2 separate regions of the Homo sapiens genome follow, and region 1 is linked to region 2. A link is an interaction called in ENCODE POLR2A ChIA-PET data of the cell type or tissue named here. Cell type or tissue: A673. All regions are shown on one strand. Each heading gives the region's core, and the rest is flanking DNA. Links, peaks and the distances in the headings are about the cores only.

Region 1 (4,395 bases), core at 116-4,115, 93 kb before region 2:
GTATAAGTTTGTCCCAAATATTGCATAGTATATACATACAATAAAAAATTATTTGTTGTTCAAATTTAACTGTAATTTAATTCATTATTTTTATCTGCTAAATCCAGCAACCCTAATTATACTCCTTATAGTTGAAGTTCTATGAGGGACATTCACTTGGCTACCATACACTTCTAGGGCTGGAAAGAGCCAGGCAAGATATTGGAATTATTAAAACGTCAAAACTTAGAGAAAGCTGAAACTCAGGCATGTAAGGAAGAAGCCCCCACCAGCTGGGTGCTAGTGGGTGGTGAGGCAGGGGTGAAGCTGGTTCTGCAGGTGTTGGAAAATTACAAGGTGGATTCAGCTGCTGCTATGGGAAGGAACTGCTGCTTCAGGGAGGAAGAGGTGTTGCTGGAGCAAAGCTCACCGGATGCACAAGAAGACAGGAAGCCAAACAAGAAGCAACGAGAAAACAGACAGGAAGGATCAAGTCCCTTCTTCCTCCCACAGCCTAGCAGTCTCTCTGCACCCACTGTTGACACAGCCTAAAGGGAAGCCACTGGCAAAGCAGAATATCAAAGACTGGGATTTAAAGTTGAGAGTAAAAACTTAGTAACTGGAGGGCCGGGCGCAGTGGCTCACGCCTGTAATCCCAGCACTTTGGGAGGCCGAGACGAGTGGATCACCTGAGGTCAAGAGTTCGAGACCAGCCTGACCAACATGGAGAAACCCTGTCTCTACTAAAAATACAAAATTAGCCAGACGTGGTGGCGCATGCCTGTAATTCCAGCTACTCGGGAGCCTGAGACAGGAGAATCGCTTGAACCCGGGAGGCAGAGGTTGCCGTGAGCCGAGATCGCCCCATTGCACTCCAGCCTGGGCAACAAGAGCGAAACTCTGCCTAAAAACAAACAAACAAACAAAAAGAAAAAGAAAAAACTTAGTAACTGGCACAGATTCAAAAAATTACCAAAGATCCCACCCAGTTAATGAAATGCTGAAAAATGATTGGCCTTATATAATTTCAGCTTGACCTAAAACTTACGAAATTCATGGTTTGCTTGTTTGCAGAAAGATGCTATTCATCAACTCCCATCCACCATTTCAGATAGATTACATTAACAGCCAACTTCACAGGAGTTGAACTTGCCTTTGCTTTCGAAATTCTCTTGAAACAAAAAATGAGTAGAGATTTCCAAGTTCATCATTAAAATTGGCAAAAGGAGGCCAGGTGCAGTGGCTCACGCATATAATCCCAGCACTTTGGGAAGCCGAGGCAGTTGGATCACCTGAGGTCAGAAGATCGAGACCAGCCTGGCCAACATAGCGAAACCCCGTCTATACCAAAATAGATAAATTAGCTGAGGGCAGTGGCACATGCCTGTAATCCCAGCTATTTGTGAGGCTGAGGCAGGAGAATCGCTTCAACTCAGGAGGTGGAGGTTATGGTGACCCAAGATTGCGCCACTGCACTCCAGCCTGGGTGACAGAAGCAAAACTCCGTCTCAAAGCAAACAAACAAACAAACAAACAAACAAAAAAGATTGGCAAAGGGATAGGAAAATATAGTGGTTTTGTGCTATGTAGGAAAGAGCAGTTAATTCAAAAGACTCCAGTAAACCTTATCACCAAAAAGAAAGATACTACTAAACCCAGGCTGCCAGCAGATTCTAATCTCCTAGAAAATGGGAGACTTTATGAGGTATTACAGAATGTTAAGGAGAAGAATACCTCATACTTGTCTATGCCTTACAGCTTATAAAGCATTCTCCCAGACATGTCCTGTTTTGAGCTCTGTACACAACTATGTATGTGGGGCAGGCATTGGGGTGGGTGTTACAGGGGAATGACAGACCTCAATCTAGTATACAATAAGTAACTTTTGAAAATTTTTAAGTGAAAAGGTGATACACTCAGATCTGTGCCATAGAAGATACTTTTGTCAGAGGGCAAAAGATGAGGACTTACCAGAAATTCATTTAAGGAGCAAGAGGTCCTACAGTAAGCTAGGACCTTGAGCCACAGCAATCGGCATGCTTGGAAGCTTTTTCTCCAAGACAAAAAAGTATTTCAGAAAAGATAAAAGGTATAAAATATTTAAAGAGAATAGGGGGCTTGTACCTCTTGTACCTCACTTTCAGTTTTCTTCCTTTCTTTTTATTATTATTATTATTTGTTGGTGTTCCTATTTCATACACATCCGTGCATTCACATGCAAATAATACATATCAACCTTTCAAATGTGTACAGATGCAAGGAAAAGTAGAGATTCTGAGCATTTTTGGTGGAATTTCTGTGATTCAAATGAATGAGAATAAAATGTAAATAGCTGGGGAAAAATAATTATCTGATTGTACATTAATTGTTATTTTCATTTAGAGGGTTTCAAGAATAGAACAGTATCCTCTGCTAATTGCTGCCTGTATTCATTATCTATTATTGCATAACAAATTTCCCCAAAACTTAGTGGCTTAAAACAACAATAAACATTTATTATCTCTGACAGTTTTATGAGTCAGGAGTTCTGGAGCAGCTTAAGTGGGTGCCTGGGGTCTCTCATGGGACTAGAATCAAGCTATTGGCTGAGGCTGCAGTCATCTGAAGGTTTGATCCCCTTTCAAGATGGCTCACACACGTGACTTGGATTTGGGGGCAGGGCTCAGATTTTCTCCACATAGACTCTCTCAGGGCTACTTGAGTGCTCTCATGACCTAGCAACTGACTTTCCCCGGAGCAAGTGATCTACTAGAGTGAGAGCCAGGCAGAAATAATCCTTTTTATAACCTAGCATTGGCTATAACATGACATCACTTCTACCATGTTCTATTCATTAGAAGCAGTTCACTAAGTCCAGCCCACATTCATTCAAAGGGAGAGGAATTAGGCTACAGCTTTTGAAGGAGGTGTGTGTCTTAGTCTCTTCCAGCTGCTATAATAAAATACCTGAGATTGGGTAATTTATAAAGAATAGAAATTTATTTCTCACAGTTCTGGAGGCTGGAAATCTAAGGTCAAGGCACTAGCAGGTTGGATGTCTGATGAGGGCCCAATCTCTTCTTCTAAGATGGTGCCTTGTTGCTGGGCACTTTGGAGGGGATGAATGCTGTGTCCTCATGTTGCAGAAGAAATGGAAAGGCAAAAAGGGACCAACCCATTCCTTCAAGTTCTATAAAGGCCTTAATCCTATCCATGAAAGTGAAGCCCTCATGGCCTAATCATCTCCTAAAAGCCCCACCTCTTAATACTGTTACATTGGGAAGCAAGTTTCAACATAAAATTCGGAGAGGATACGAACATTCAAATCATAGAAGTGTGTCTAAGATTTTGTGAATCTATTTTTTTTAAAAACCACACTTTCTTAACTTAAAAAATGGGTTTGGGTACTTTGTGCTCCAGATAAAATTCCCAACTTACTGAACAGCTTCACAGAATCAGATGTCCTAGGGAACTCCCATTCTTTGGCCAACAAAAGCTTGTCAACTTACTCTGAGATGTCTCAGAGTTGTGAAGGCCCACAATAGTCATAGTTGTGTTTTTTGTTTGTTTGTTTTTTGAGATGGAGTCTCACTCTGTCACCCACGCTGGAGTGCAATGGTGCGATCTCAGCTCACCACAACCTCCGCCGCCTGGGTTCAAGCGATTCTACTGTCTTAACCTCCCGAGTAGCTGGGATTACAGGCACATGCCACCACGCCTGGCTAATTTTTGTATTTTTAGTAGAGACGGGTTTCTCCATGTTGGCCAGGCTGGTCTCGAACTCCTGACCTCAGGTGATCTGCCCACCTCGGCCTCCCAAAGTGCTGGAATTACAGGAGTGAGCCACCATGCCTGGCCCATAGATTTTTTTTTAAGTGTCAACCTTGTAATCCAAAGAGAAAAAGGAACCTAAAAGTCCAAACCACTGTAGCATCATCATTCAAATTATTTTCCTTGGATATCAAAAGAAAGAACAATTTTTGAAAGTTAAGTTTCAGTGTCAGAGGAAGGAAGAAGCCCTAACAAGTTCTGAGGAGCATAAACTGCAAATAATGTAATTACAACAATTTGATACTTATTAGAAATCAGGAAAAACACCTCCTACCTAGAAAACTGAAACATTATTACAGTCAAACAAGAAACTTTTCTACATTTAGCCAAGTGAAGAACAAAAAAGTCCTCAAGACTTTTGAGAATGCTGCCTGGGAGAACAAAAGATCAGTACCCTAATTACTTTGGTAACTTTCCATCATAATCAGTGTGGCAGTTTGTTTTGCTGCTGCTTCTCCTTTCCCTTTTAAATGATCTGCAACTTGTCTGTCTTTTAGATCTAAAAGATAGGCAACCATTTTCTTCTGTCTGTTGCTTTGATTCTTGGCTTATCAGAATTTCTCTGTATCTGAGCTGAAGTCAGGAGTCAGCTTCAGAGAACAAATC
Region 2 (4,395 bases), core at 155-4,154:
TTTCTCTCCAGTACCAGATTTCTTCTGGTTCCCATCTGCCTTCTGGGGCATCTTCAATTGGGTGTCTCCTGGGCACCTCAAATTGAACTCATCATATTCCCACTGTCTCCGAGAATAAAAGTAAACACTAGAAAGACAGGGGTGGATTTGTGTCTACCATTATAGATCCTGAACTCAGTGCTCAATGAGCAACTGTTGGTTGAGTAAAAAAAGAAATCCACTCAGTTCTCTAAGCCACAGACTTTGGAGTCATCTTTTACTCCAACTTCTCCTTCATCTCTGACATCTAACCCATCAAGTCTTATCTACATTTAAATATGTTTCGTGGCAGAAACACACACACTCCCTCCGACATGCACACACACACAAAAGTGAATTTTCAAGCAGTTTTAACACAGAAACTTAGCTGCTTTACCTCCTTTTTTTTGCTTCATTAACATTAGAACTAAACCAGTGGGAGAGTACCTCCCTCCCTGCTTCCTCTCCCGCCTCCCCACCAAGCCAGCTCTGCCTTAGAGAAAAGTGAACCTGGTTCTTCATTTGCTAATGATTTGGGCTCAGGTTATAATGGGCCATTAAGGTGAATTGTGGAAGAAAGTGGGGAAAAATGAAGCTTTCAGGTGGAGGGATAAAGAAACTATGGGGTGGTGACCCCAGGATGCTAGGGAGTCCTGGGATCTGATCCAGGCCTTTTGGAAGAAGAGGGGTTGGAGCAGGACCCCTATGAGGGGCCCGAGTCCTCCCCACGCACCGTCAGGGAGGCCTCCTCTGCTCAGCCATGCTGCTTGAGCCTCAGCTCTGGGTGCTGGGAGAGGACTTGGATCCCCCTGTACCAGGACTTCCACCTACTCACTGCCCATCAGGAGCTTTGCTTGTTTCCCCTACATGTTGCTTTCTGCCCCAAACACTGCCTCTGCCTTGTGGACACCCTCCTGACATGCCCCAGGGACTCTGTAAACCCCAGAGACATCCCCCAGGTACCCCTTAGAGCAGCAGCTCCAGAACTGGGGGAGCTGGAGGCCTCTGAAGAGCTGAGACAGTGTTAACGATGCCCTCATCACAGGGTGGTTTGTTTGCCTATCTGCACTCCACAATCAACAATGATAGTTCAGCCTGCCTTCAACTGTCATCTAGCCTCCTAACTAGGCTTACTCTCTCCAGTCTACAAACCCGCCGCCCTCCCAACCCATCCAGTTCCCTACCCTGAAGCCAAAGGGCTTGTAAAAAGTCAACATTTGGCCCCCATCCTCCTCCTCCTCACCTGGCTGATGCCTTCGGGTTTCAGCTTTAGTGTCACTTATTTTTAGACTGACGTCTTCTCTGACCACCCTCTTCCCACCAGGCAGATCAGGTGTATGCTATATGCCTCCCCCAAACCCTGGAGTTTATTGAAATCACTTTTTAATATTTTCTACTGGCCCGTGGACAAAGAATAGGCCTACTTGCCTGTTTTACCTTGTCTCCAGTGCCTAGCCAGCCCTGTGCCTGGGACATACTAATTGCTTAACACATTTGTCTGAGGAATGAAGAAACATTAGACAAGAAAGTTCAGAAAACAGTTGGTTAGAGGTGGTAGGTGGGAGTGAGACCTACATAAGTGTTTTTCTGATTGAGTGTGGATCAGAACTACCAGGAAGGGTTGTTAAAACACAGATTGCCGGATCCCACTTTCTGTTTCAGTAGGTCTGGGGTGGGGCTGGAAATAATGCATTTCTGACAAGTTCTCAGGTGCTGCTGCTGCTGATTAGAGACCTTATGAGTTACATCCGTTCTGTTGTTGGTAAGAAAAGGCTGGAGGGGTAGATCAGAGGACTTTCAGATAAAAAGAAGGGTAAGGTGGGATGTATAGACTTTGGAAATCTGAAAGGTAGTGGTCAAAATGGGAGATACTTGAGTTTGATAATAAAGATGGCAGAAATTTCCAGTAGTTGACAAGGTCCAGGGAGAGTAGCTATGAGAATGAATAGCCAAAGTAACCTGTGGAGGAAGGTATAATAACACAGAGGGGGTCAAAGACCTGAAATGCACAAACATTGCATAAAAGTATTTAATACCCAAATGGAAAAATTGAAAGATGTAAGTGAAAAGGAAGGATGTAAAATGGAATGTGTCGCATCATTCCAATTTTAGGAAAAATGCATAGAAAAAAGACCAAAAAATGGACAATGTTTATAATAGTTATCCATATGGTTGAGTTTTATTACTTCATTTTTCTAAATTTTCAAAATTTCATTATCATGTATTCCTTTCATGATTAGGGAAGAGCTTTACTTATTTTGAACCTCCTCAGCTTTGGTCATTTCCATCTGGTGGAATTATCTCCTGTTATCCCATTTCATACTTACTTCTCTTTGACATTTTTACTTTCACTAAAAGTATGGAAATCAACAAAATTAAAACAACCAAAATGAAAAGCAAGCAAAGGAAAACAAAAAGAAGGGGAAGAAAGAATCTCAAGAAGAAAGTAATTTAGTTGGTACTGACACCAACAAGAAACAAATATTCCATATATTTGGAGGTTGTAATGACCTGCCTGGAGGAGCTAAAATGTTGTTAAGGACTGGTGACTTCACCAACAGGTCAGACAAGGAATTCTAGTCCTAATCTCTTACCCTTCATCTCCTGTGTCACGGAGTTCAGATAGGTGTTGACTGTGGCTCTCAACTTTTCTTGTTCAGAATTATATGTACCATACATTAGGACAAGGGGTGTTAAAAAACAAAAAAGAATTATATGTCCTTATTCCTCTTTGAACTACATCCCTCCCTCATACAATATTACTCAACAAAGTTAATAAAAAGTTATTATTATTATTTTTTTGAGATGGAGTTTCGCTCTCATTGCCCAGGCTGCAGTGCAATGGTGCAATCTCGGCTCACCGCAGCCTCCGCCTCCTGGGTCAAGCGATTTTCCTGCCTCAGCTTCCCAAGTAGCCGGGATTACAGGCATGCGCCACCACGCCTGGGTAATTTCTTTTTTTTTTTTCTTTTTTTTTTGAGATGGAGTCTCGGTCTGTCACCCAGGCTGGAGTAGAGCGGCAAGATCTCAGCTCACTGCAAACTCCGCCTCCCGGGTTCAAGCAATTCTTCTGCCTCAGCTTACCAAGTAGCTGGGATGACAGGTATGCACCACCACGCCCAGCTAATTTTTGTATTTTTAGTAGAGACGGGGTTTCACCATGTTGGCCAGGCTGGTCTTGAACGCTTGACCTTGTGATCCGCCTGCCTTGGCCTCCCAAAGTGCTGGGATTACAGGCGTGAGCCACCGCGCCCAGCGAATTTTTATATTTAGTAGAGATGGGTTTTCACTATATTGATCAGGCTGGTCTCAAACTCCTGACCTCAAGTGATCCACCCGCCTCAGCCTCCCAAAGTGCTGGGAATACAGGTGTGAGCCACCACGCCTGGTTGAAAAATAAAAAGTTATTTTTTATCATTTAGTTATTAGAATTATTTTTAAAAACAACAATCTAAGCCCTCTTTAGTAACAAGACATTTTTGGCACAAAATTCCAAAAAAATTAAAGTACATGCAAATAAACTTTTAGGATACAACCCATTTTATCCAAGATTGCCCTTTTACAGTAAAAAAAAAAAAAATTCTTCTCTCTGGGTGCAGGCGCAGTGGCTCACGCCTATTATCCCAGCACTTTGGGAGAGCGAGGAGGGCGGATCGCTTGAGCTCAGGAGTTTGAGACCAGTCTGGGAAACACGGTGAAATCCTGTCTCTACAAAAAATATGAAAAATTAGTCAGGTGTGGTGGTTCATGCCTGTGTTCCCAGCTACTTTGGAGGCTGAGGTGGGGGAATTGCTTGAGGCCTGGAGGTGGAGGCTGCACTGAGCCATGTTGGGACCACTGAACTCCAGCCTGGGTGGCAGAGTGAGACCCTGATCTTGAAAAAAAAAAAAATTATCTCGTTGGAATGTATACCAACTGACAGTGGTATTTGCCAGTAAGAATTTCTTGCTCATTTCCCTAAAGGAATGAGATAATACAGGACTTTAGTGTATGCATCCCTTCATTTCAAATATGAACAATTCTGAATCTCTTATCAAGGCCTTATAATTCTTTACCTACAGAGAAGTAGATGAAATGACTAAGTAAACATTCAGAGGTTTAATCAAGTCTGGTTTCAAAATCAGGAATATGAATATAAATATCCAAATTTCTATTTCATAAAAACCCATTATTATGGAAGAAAATAATTAAACTGTTTATGACTACAGCAGAATGTACAGGATATATAGAATTGTAATTATCACCACGAACAGGAAAGACAAGAATCTTGATATTTCTATTACACTGAGTACCTTGTAGCTATTTTGTTGAATGTCTTTTCATCTCTGATAATAAGGTGTGAATTAAAAAGAACTATTCCAGAGACTAGGAAATGAT

What was found. ChIA-PET counts read pairs that join two places held together with the same protein. Peaks named below come from ENCODE experiments on the same cell type or tissue, not always from the same donor. Only the 100,000 strongest peaks of a DNase experiment are listed, where the experiment ranks them.
Region 1: POLR2A ChIA-PET joins it to region 2 with 5 read pairs; 2 of 35 experiments call an interaction of 5 or more read pairs at or near these places.

The regions. Positions count from the first base shown.
Region 1 is chr4:128,709,049-128,713,443 of GRCh38, forward strand. No RefSeq gene overlaps it. Among named protein-coding and RNA genes, the nearest start is that of JADE1, 98 kb to the right of the region's middle. In A673, for the core only: no CTCF peak of the experiment used is centred there; a DNase peak (open chromatin) is centred at 2,573.
Region 2 is chr4:128,802,361-128,806,755 of GRCh38, forward strand. No RefSeq gene overlaps it. Among named protein-coding and RNA genes, the nearest start is that of JADE1, 5.1 kb to the right of the region's middle. RefSeq lists an enhancer at 265-1,184. In A673, for the core only: no CTCF peak of the experiment used is centred there; no DNase peak of the experiment used is centred there.